2 separate regions of the Homo sapiens genome follow, and region 2 is linked to region 1. A link is an interaction called in ENCODE POLR2A ChIA-PET data of the cell type or tissue named here. Cell type or tissue: K562. All regions are shown on one strand. Links, peaks and the distances in the headings refer to the core of each region. The heading gives the core; the rest is flanking DNA.

Evidence for each region. ChIA-PET counts read pairs that join two places held together with the same protein. Peaks named below come from ENCODE experiments on the same cell type or tissue, not always from the same donor. Only the 100,000 strongest peaks of a DNase experiment are listed, where the experiment ranks them.
Region 2: POLR2A ChIA-PET joins it to region 1 with 5 read pairs; 2 of 35 experiments call an interaction of 5 or more read pairs at or near these places.

The regions. Positions count from the first base shown.
Region 1 is chr4:81,784,011-81,789,220 of GRCh38, reverse strand. No RefSeq gene overlaps it. Among named protein-coding and RNA genes, the nearest start is that of RASGEF1B, 310 kb to the right of the region's middle. In K562, for the core only: no CTCF peak of the experiment used is centred there; DNase peaks (open chromatin) are centred at 2,630 and 2,960.
Region 2 is chr4:81,848,047-81,853,256 of GRCh38, reverse strand. No RefSeq gene overlaps it. Among named protein-coding and RNA genes, the nearest start is that of RASGEF1B, 380 kb to the right of the region's middle. In K562, for the core only: no CTCF peak of the experiment used is centred there; no DNase peak of the experiment used is centred there; H3K27me3 peaks cover 713 bases.

The DNA.
Region 1 (5,210 bases), core at 792-4,791:
ATGAAATAAATCCCTCTCTCTCTTTCTCTCTCTCTCTCTCTCTATACACACACACACACACACACACACACACACACACACACACACACACTCCTTGTACTCAAAAGCAAAGCTGAAATTTCAAGATTTGATGAAAAATACAAAATAGAATCAATCACCCTGCCCAAGTTTGTATACCCTTCACATGAAGTAACTTATTACCGCCATCTTACAGTTACCTTACTGGACCTAGAATAACTGATGCTAGATCAAGGAAACTATTTGTGTGGGAAGTAATCTAAAAATGCTCTTTCTTGACTATTACATAAAAAAATGTAATATATTCCTATTAGATTGAACCAAATGAAAATGCTCCTTTAAAATAAGTCAGACACATTCAAATATCAGCAATTTCGTGTGGTTCAGTCTGACAGATCAGAGATTGAACTAAATATGGTACAAGGAACCTTGTCTGCCACAAATTTACAATCTAATACTTACTAAAATGTGTCCCATGTAATCTACTTCTTATCACAGCTTTTGTTCTAATTTATTAAGTGCTTGCTTAAATAAAGCACCTTTTAAATTATTTATAAACTTGTACACTTAAGACACAGTATTTTAAAGGAAATAATACAGTCTCTACCATTTAAATAAAATTTTAAGGGGAGCTATCTTAAAGGTGCCTCTTTTTTTTTTTTTCATTTTCTCCTTCTTTATATTTTCCTTTAAATAATGGAACTCAACCTCTCTATTTGTCAGGGTTCTCCAGAGAAACAGACCAATAGGAGGTATATATATATGTGTGTCTATGTGTGTGTGTGTATATATACATATATACATATACATATGTATATATACATATATATACATATATACATATACATATATATACACATATATACATATACATATGTATATATACATATATACATATACATATGTATATATACATATATACATATACATATGTATATATACATATATACATATACATATGTATATATACATATATACATATATACATATACATATATATACATATATACATACATATGTATACATACATATATACATACATATGTATATATACATATATATACACACAGATACACACAAATAGGAGGTATATATATGTGTGTGCGTGTCTACATATGTGAAATGAAATCTCTCTTTATATATAATGTTAAATATTTCTTTTTCCAAAACACACCACACACACACACACACACACACACACACACACACACATATATATAAATAGATAGATAGACGTATCCAAATTAACATATAAAATTAATCATTCCAACCTCAGACAGGATACTCTATGTATAATACAGGGTATAATTGCAGTTAAGAGGAAAAGTACTATATTTTTAGTTTACTTCCCACACAAATAGTTTCCTTAATCTAGCATCAGTTATTCTAGGCCCAGTAAGGTAACTGTACAATGGCGGTAATAAAATACTTTATGTGAAGGATATAGAAACTTGTGCAGGGTGATTGATTCTATTTTGTATTTTTCATCAAATCTTGAAATTTCAGCTCTTCTTTTGAGTACAAGGAAACACCCTGAAACCAGAGACAAACTCTCTTTTCCCTCTTAATTCCATGGTATGGTGACTGGCTGTGGGCCAGGTGTTTACACTGATGCTATTGAAGTGCCAGTTGATGTTCAATATGTCTCTGAGGTGGTATTGATAAACTTGCACAAGAATAATTTATGACATCCCTAGTGATTCATAGTAGAGCAAGATCTATAACTATGTAACAGTTCCTGACATTTGGATAGCATTTCACAGTTTAGAAAACTCATTCTTCTTTCATCTTTGCACAAACATCATAGAATACATTGTCTTTCCCATATTTATAATGGAGAAGAGGCAGTTCAGAGAGCTGAACTTACTTGCTGAGGTAACATAATGGCAGGGACTGGAACTACAACCCACTCCAGGAATTGCTGCTTACCACCTTGGAATTGATTGCCAACTTTCTTACAACTTGCCCTTCTTCTTCCAATTCAGCTCTACCCATTTTGTGGATCAACTCATTACTGGACCACAAATTGCGGAGGTTAGCAGGATTCTGTGAACATTTTCAGGGATGTGTTTCCAAAGAAAATTTTAGCAGCTCACTACTGTGTCCTAGTACATGGGCTTGGCTGTCTCTGGGCTTGTTCTTTTTCCAAAACACAGTGCTAACTTTGCAAACTGCCCATAACATGCAGGCACTTGGAAAACCCAGCCATCTGCATGCATCTGAGCTAGCACCAACGCCTCACAGCAGCCAGCTGTTTCCAATGCAACCTCACTTGCCTAGTGCATTCAAAGAGGAGACAACATCAAGATATCCCTGTAGCTGTAGTATAGAAAGCTGTATTTGGAAACTGGAAAATGTGGGAAGAAAGATTTGTGAGGGCCTTGCTAAAGCTCTGCCTCAAGTGCTGAAGAACAACAGGGAGTAAGTGGGCAATATGTGGCCATTAACCAGCCTGGCTCTTAACTAATGTGAATGGAAGAGTCCTTTACGTAAGTCTCAGAGAACATGCGCTGGAGTTCCAGAGCTATGCCTGACTTTGCTTTGTGTCTGCCTGAGGGCTATGCATAGAGCTCAGCACATAGATGACAGGAAAAATGGTCAAGGTCAGCAGAATGTTCTTTGTGGTCACAGGATGACGTTGCCTCTATAGTTAAGGAAAAATTACCAACCTCTTCCTTTCAATATGCTTCAGCACTCTTCCTGGTGTCTTTCTCTGAAGGAAAAAAAGTGCAATTCTCCTTTGCTATTTGGTGTCTGAATCTCTCTTCACTACTGCAAAAACTCACAGAGCTTGTGAATATCTTCAAATTTAGTTCACAAGATTCCTAATTATATATTTTCTTTCTTGTAATTTATTTTTCAGGCCTCTGCCTAGACATTTATAGCTGTTTCATTCTTTTTGGCTCAGTGCCACCGGGACAATTCTGGCACAAAACAAACATTAGCAGACTAGAATACAAGATCAATCTCTTATCTTAGTAATTACCACCCATTTCTGCTGACAAAATCTTCAGGTCTTAAAGAGAAAACAAACAGTTTATCTGAAAAGCAGAGGAAAGATTTGTCTGTAATTTTGCCTCTCTGGGTTTGCACTATCAGGAGAATTTTTAGTACTGACTTTTCTGTTTGGTGTACACTTTAAACAGCAGTTGTGGTAACAAAGTCATTTCTGGGCTTCAGTCTCACAGCTAATACACTAAGCCTTGGTTTCTCCATCTGTAAAGTTGGGATAATCATAGCCACCTCATGGTGTTGGAAGATCAAATGAGATAATAAATGAGAACACACTTTATAAGCTGTAAAGTGCTATATGAGTTTTAGCTATTAGCTGTGGTGATGGGGATTATAATTTTTGGAAGTTAGAGAGTCTCTGCACTGTCAGTTCTAAGTTGCCCTTTCCGTTTTTTGCTCACTTATGATGAATGAATTTGTTTGTAGGTTTTACAATAAGAACACACACATGCACACGCACACATGCACACACACACACGATTCTTTGTAGATTTCTGAGAATGTGAAAATCTTCATTTTTAAAATTGTAAGACCACATAGTTCTGAGAGGTTTTGGCAAACTATAGCCCATGGACCAAATGTGGCCAGCTTCCTGTTTTTGTAAATAAAGTTTTATTAGAACACAGTTTATTGGAATAAGTATACCCACTTGTTTACTTGTGGTCTATAGCTGCTTTCAATGTGCAGTGGCAAGAATTGAGAACTTGCAATAAAAACTGGATGGCGGTTGGGCGCAGTGGCTCATGCCTGTAATCCCAGCACTTTCAGAGGCCAAGATGGGCAAATTGCTTGAGCTCAGGAGTTGGAGACTAGCCTGGGCAACATGGTGAAACCCCATCTCTACAAAAAATAAAAATAAAAACTTAGCCAGGCATTGTGGCATGCGCCTGTTGTACCAGCTACTTGGGTGGTGGGAGGATCACTTGAGCCAGGGAGGTTGAGGCTACAGTAAGCCACAATTTTACCACTGTACTTCAGCCTGGGAGACAGAGGGAGACCCTGTCTCAAAAAAAGACTCATGGCTTACAAAGCCAAAAATATTCACTATCTGGCTTTTTATAGAAAATCATGACCTCTCAATTAGATCAAAGGATTTTGGTAAAATAAAAGGGTTCGGTGAAATGGACATTTTGATACACTGGTGGTATGAAAGGTATGACCTTTCTAAAGGACAATGTGAAAATATGTGCCAAGAGTTTGGAACTTTTATAACCATTTTTAGTCACTGAATACAAGTACAATGAATGTTAACAGTGTTTACTTCCGAGATATGGACTTCAAATGCTTTTGAAAACAAACAAAAGCTTTCCTAACTTTTAAAATTCTCTGCTGACATTTAAAAATCTTTATAAAGACCACATAATAACACAAACATGTCAACTTACATGATGTTGGTGGGAAAATATGCTCCTAGTTCAATGCCGTTTTAGTGGTAGTTGTTTAAGGAGCTATAGAGTAAAGCCTTTTGGTATGTGGATGAGCATCCTGTAATTTATTTACTTATTTTTCAGCTATAGAGCCTGTTTAGTTTTCTTTTAAGTTGAACAGATGCTAGGTGTTAAGTTCCTCTGTGCTCCTTGCTATGAAATGCTTCTGCTTCCCTTGTAATTGATTACACACACACACACACACACACACATACACAAACACACCTTCCATAGACCCAAAAGGGCAATTCAATATTAGTACCAATTGTTTTTTAAATCTGCGCTGTCAACTTTTCTTTTTCTGGAGCAATTCATTTCATGTTGAAAGTCCTGATGTTTAACTAACAGTCTTTTTTTTTTTTTTTTTTTTTTGAGACAGAGTCTCACTCTGTTGCCCAGGCTGTGCAGTGGCGTGATAGATCTCGGCTCACTGCAAGCTCCGCCTCCCGGGTTCACGCCATTCTCCTGCCTCAGCCTCCCGCGTAGCTGGGACTACGGGCGCCTGGCACCACGCCCAGCTAATTTTTTGTATTTTTTAGTAGAGATGGGGTTTCACTGTGTTAGCCAGGATGGTCTGGATCTCCTGACCTCGTGATCCACCCGCCTCGGCCTCCCAAAGTGCTGGGATTACAGGCGTGAGCCACTGCGCCCGGCCTCAGTCTTTTCTTTGGTAGACAAGAATTATGGTGGCTGGATGAGTTATTTTAAAGATTCAGCAAAATTGTTTCTGATAGAACAGCTACAATTGCAATA
Region 2 (5,210 bases), core at 605-4,604, 64 kb before region 1:
GGCATTTCCCCCTGCTGTGGGTAGGGTAGGAGTTGGGGGAGTGGAGTACAGGAGAGAGAATTCAAAAGGAAGTCAGGATTCCAGTGATCAAATCCAAAGGAAATGCTATGGGCCCCAGATCTTTAACCTTTATCACACCAAAAATGTGACCCAATATTGTCCTTGCCACCATCATACCCACCATATATGTTCTCCTTAGGAGTGGGTGTAGGAGAATGGGGGAGAGAGCCTTGAGCTCTTTCTAGAGATTAACATTTGGTTTTTTGTTCATTTAATACATATTAATATTTATTGAGTATTGTTCTAGGCACTGTGTACAAATATATGAAAAGTGAGAGGGAGAAATTGAGAGAGAAACTGAAATTTTGGTGGTTAGCTCTGGATTTAAACAAAATAAAAACACTCTTTATCACTATGATATATTTAAACTACCTTAAGAACAACTGTCATATAGCCTATGGGTGGGTAGTTTCTACACCATCACCTGTGAGATTTTAAAGTTTTTCACTCCTTTCCCTCTATATATTTGTAAACAAACATGTGATACTGAATTACTGAAGATTGAGAAATTATCCAAGTCCACTTTCATCCTGAGTTAAGAAATTGGGAGATTTATCAATTTATTGTCTTGGCAGTTTAGTTACCATGGCTGTATGGTTTTTGGTCTTCTGAAAGCCAGAGTGAAGAGTGCCAGGTTATTTGGCAAGATTTCTGTCCCACTGTGCAGTCAGACAGACATATGCTGAAGTGTGGAATAAACCCAAACCTTTTTTTGAACTAGGGACCAGTCGACTTTCTGCAGATGTGGGTCATGGTTACTCATGTAGAACTTTATATTGAAGACCTGCCTGTAGATAGAGAAGATAGTAAGTTTATGGCTCTCTGTTGGTTGGGAACAGACATGAGCCATTTTGACTGAACATGGAGTCTCTGGCTGCTGGTAAATTAGCTAGAGATTACCAACACATAGGGATGTTCTCATGCTGATATTTGGCCCAAGAAACTTGGCACCTAAGAAGCCTTTCCTAGCCAACCCCTAAGAAAAAACTGGCTCAGAGTCTGGCATTGGGAGCTGAAAATAATCCCAATTCCAAGGCTAAGGTACATCTTTTGGAGAAGGTATAAAGTCCTGTTTTTACCCATCTTGTTCTTATTTATTTTCATAATTAATTTCTCTATAAATAGGTACAATTGAAAGTTAACATTTTCTTTACAAATTTCTCTAATTAGGCCAGGTGTGGTAGCTCACACCTGTAATCCCAGCACTTTGGGAGGCCAAGGTGGGCAGATCACGAGGGCAGGAGTTTGAGACCAGCCTGACCAACATGGTGAAACCCCATCTCTACTAAAATACAAAAATTAGCTGGGTGTGGTGGCACACACCTGTAATCCCAGCTACTCAGGAGGCTGAGGCAGAAGAGTTGCTTGAACCTGGGAGATGGAAGTTGCAGTGAGCCAAGATCACGCCACTGCACTCCAGCCTGGGCAACAGACCGAGACTCAGTCTCAAAAAAAAAAACAAAAAAAAAAAAAATCTGGAATTACATTTGAATTCAGCCAAAGTACTCTTCTGTAATACTTTCCAAGTGAAAATATCAGTTCGTTCATTTGTTCTTTCTTTCTTTCTTTCTTTCTTTCTTTCTCTTTCTTTCTTTCTTTCTTTCTTTCTTTCTTTCTTTCTTTTTCTCTCTCTCTTTCTTTCTTTCTTTCTTTTTCTTTTTTTGACAGGGTTTTACTCTTGTTGTCCAGGCTAGAGTGTAATGGCATGATCTTGGCTCACTGGAACCTCCGCCTCCCAGGTTCGATTGATTTTCTTCTTTTAGCCTCCCAAGTAGCTGGGATTACAGGTGTGTGCCACCACTCTCAGCTAATTTTCATAGTTTTAGTAGAGACAAGGTTTCACCATGTTGGCCAAGCTGGTCTTGAGCTCCTGACCTCAAGTGATCCACCCGCCTTGGCCTCCCAAAGTGCTGGGATTACAGGCGTGAGCCAGAGAATTGGTAGAGTCTTTCTGTGTTTTCAGTTAAGTTTAAGAAGTTGAACTCTCTATTTTGGGGGCAGTTTAGAAGGTTCCACACATTTCTGATGATGGGGTTTGGAAACTTCTTCCTAAGTACTAGGAGTAAAGAGTCTGGTAGGAATAACTGGATGTGAAAACATAAAATTAATGACCAATTTATCATCTCATAGGTTTCTTAGTCCCAATGGTGAACCTGTCTGTAAAGTCAGAGAATTTGAACAGCAACAGGTTATTCCCTTCACTTGCACAATTAATTAAAAGCCCTTGATTCTTCCTTGGTGAAAAATGAGGGAGATTTCCAACAGGAGAGCAAATTCTGTAATGTTGGCATGGAATGCTGGAAGCTGAACAACTCTGTCATCAGACCAAACCTGGTCCAATCTTTCTGCTACCTGCTTCATGTTTTGAATAGATTAGTGTCCCTCTTGAGTGCATATGTATTTAATCATTCACTCACATTTGACTTTCTTTCTCTAGGTCCTCGTTTTTTTCTTGCTTATTTCAGGTTTTTATAGAACTGCATTATATGGAGGCATGATTCATATGTCTTATTTTTCCTCCAGTTATGAAATTCTGTTTTCTTTCGCAGAGATTAATGAATCTGCTCTAAATTTCAAATAATGATAGCTTTTGTTTTCTGGTAACTAGCCATGAGCTTTATATGTTTTCTTATAAATAATGTCCTTATTTGAATATCTGCCTATACTGCCATGTTGAAATAAGATTATCTCTGAATTAGCGTGTTTGCCAATTTCCAGGCATAACGCATTCTTGAAAATGTGCATGAAAGATGAATGCATAAAAGATGATCAATGGACTTGAAAATTTCAAGGTGCCATGGGGTGGGATGGATAGCTAGTGCTAGAGAGCTAAAAATGTATTCTAAAATCCTAATTACTCCTTTTAGATATCCTATTCATTGATATATTTGTCTCATTTCATATACATTCTTTAATTTTTTTCTTTCCCATTAAATACATGATTGACAAGTTTAAGTTCCATCATGTCTTGATTGAAAGTTAGGAGTTTCCACTTTTGGGAGAGCTAAGAATTTGCTTCTTTGTCTCTCTTGTATGATTTTGATGAGATCTTCATTTATTATCATTAATTTTAGCATATGAATTTATTTTTGTCTCATTTTGGCTTTACAAAAAAAGGACAAAATAAAATAGCCAAAAAATTGCCCACAAAAGATACTGTGACACAGGCAAAGAAGGTGTCACTGCTGGAACTGAACTGTTAGCCAGCTGGCAGCATCACTATGCAATGGTCTGAAATGGTCACTGGGTGGTTTGTGTTCAGAAGTTTAGGATGGAAAAGGTTCGTTTCGGGGTATACTTATGCAATTGTGAATGTACCAAAGCCTAAAATTATACAAACATGACCTCTTCATATAATAAATATGGCTGTGACTTAAAAAATGGTCAGATATTTAGGAAAAACACAGAACACTGATTGGTTGCTAATTAGACCACTAATTATCAGGAAGGGAAGAGAGTTTGACTCCCTCCTCCCCACTGCCTTGTAAATAAAAGGTGGAACATGGTTTTCCAAGTCAGTGGATTTGGGCTGAAGTTGGTAGAAATGTAAAATTAAAAGGAGGGCACTGAATAAAAAGAATATCCATTCACAGTGAATTAAACAGCTTTTGTTCAGTTAAATTACGGAGATCTTTACAAAAGAGTACATTTAGAAAAATAGATAATCAAAATATTCTATGAGAAAATTATGATAGCAAATACTAAAAGATACTTTGTAGAAATTTGAAATTTGGCTGATGAAAAAGTTTAATTTTTTTTTTTTTTTTCCTGGAGAGATGTTGTGTTAAACAACTATTAACCTCAACAGGAAAGGCATCAGGTTCAAGAGGCTGAAGAAGAGACCTAGAACCAGCAAATGAGACATGGGGTTTTATGAGGGGATTACATACAGGGGAGAGAGTTCAGTGGTGGCGGCTAGATAGGAGAACCCCACCTTACATACAGAAATAGTCCAGTGGTGGTGGACCAGACAACATATCCACTTGACCCAGTGGTGGCGGGCTGGGTAGGAAAACCACAGTGCTTGCAAACAGCATGCAGTTCATACAGCATTTTCACAGAACACTCCCGCTAACGATCTCCCCCTTTAACCTTCATCAAGCTGAAAACTCAAGGCCTCAATTCTCTGTTATGGTCTGTGTTCCACAGAATGGGGCTTGGGGGCTCCTGTGTTTCTCATAGACAGGGAACTAATGTCCAGGTTGGCCACTCCCTAATTCCCTAGCTTGGAATACAGATTCAGGTGCATCTGCCATACAGGGTCATTCTAAAAGTATGCTTCAGTTATTGCTGTCATGTGCATTTACCCTACAAGAGGCTATTTAAATTATAATGTAATAGTGTATTAAAAGCAATTCTTTGGAAAACCTTTGAATGAGAATCCCTCTGGGACTTTGGCAATAGCTCAATGGAAAAGCAAATGCATCTGTAGTGGGCAGGAGCCTCACGGCGGCCCAGATGGCCTGGAACCCAGGGGGGCAGTCCCCAGCCTTCCTAATGACACATTGAAAGGCGATGATCTTTGGCTTGGTCAAAGCCACTGTTCCTGTCCTAGAATGTCTGATTGGGCGGGTATGACAGAAGAAGATCTGCCTGATTTGGTGGTTGTAACAGAAGAAGAGGATACGTTTCTAGACAGATTCCCCCTTCTGGCATTCACTTTGCTTGTCTGTTTCGTACCTACAGTGCTCCAGTTAAACTCTGTTAGTATAATAGTTATTACCCAAACACCACCACCCTTTGTAACCTCTAAGCCTTTACTCTTGTCTGTTACATCTGCCTTAAATCACTTTTCTGCCTTTTTCATCCAACGAACTCCAATCTAGTGTTGAAAGGCTAGCTGATGTGAAGTAGGTTAAGAAGGGAAATTTTAACAACCCTTCACTTCTTCCACCCTAACCAAATACAAAACCAACAAAATTATCTTCTCTCTGAACTTCCATAGCACTTTTTACTTCTTTGTTACATTCCAGTGATTACAGTAATTAGTGTACATTTTTATCTCTTCTACCAAATTATAAACTCTTCAAGGAGGGAAAAAACCACATTTGATTCATTTGCTTACTCATTGTGGATTCTTCTGCCCTCCCCTTCCTCACTTTTCACTGTACTTTGTATATAGTAGACATTCAAATAGTAAATTATATTAA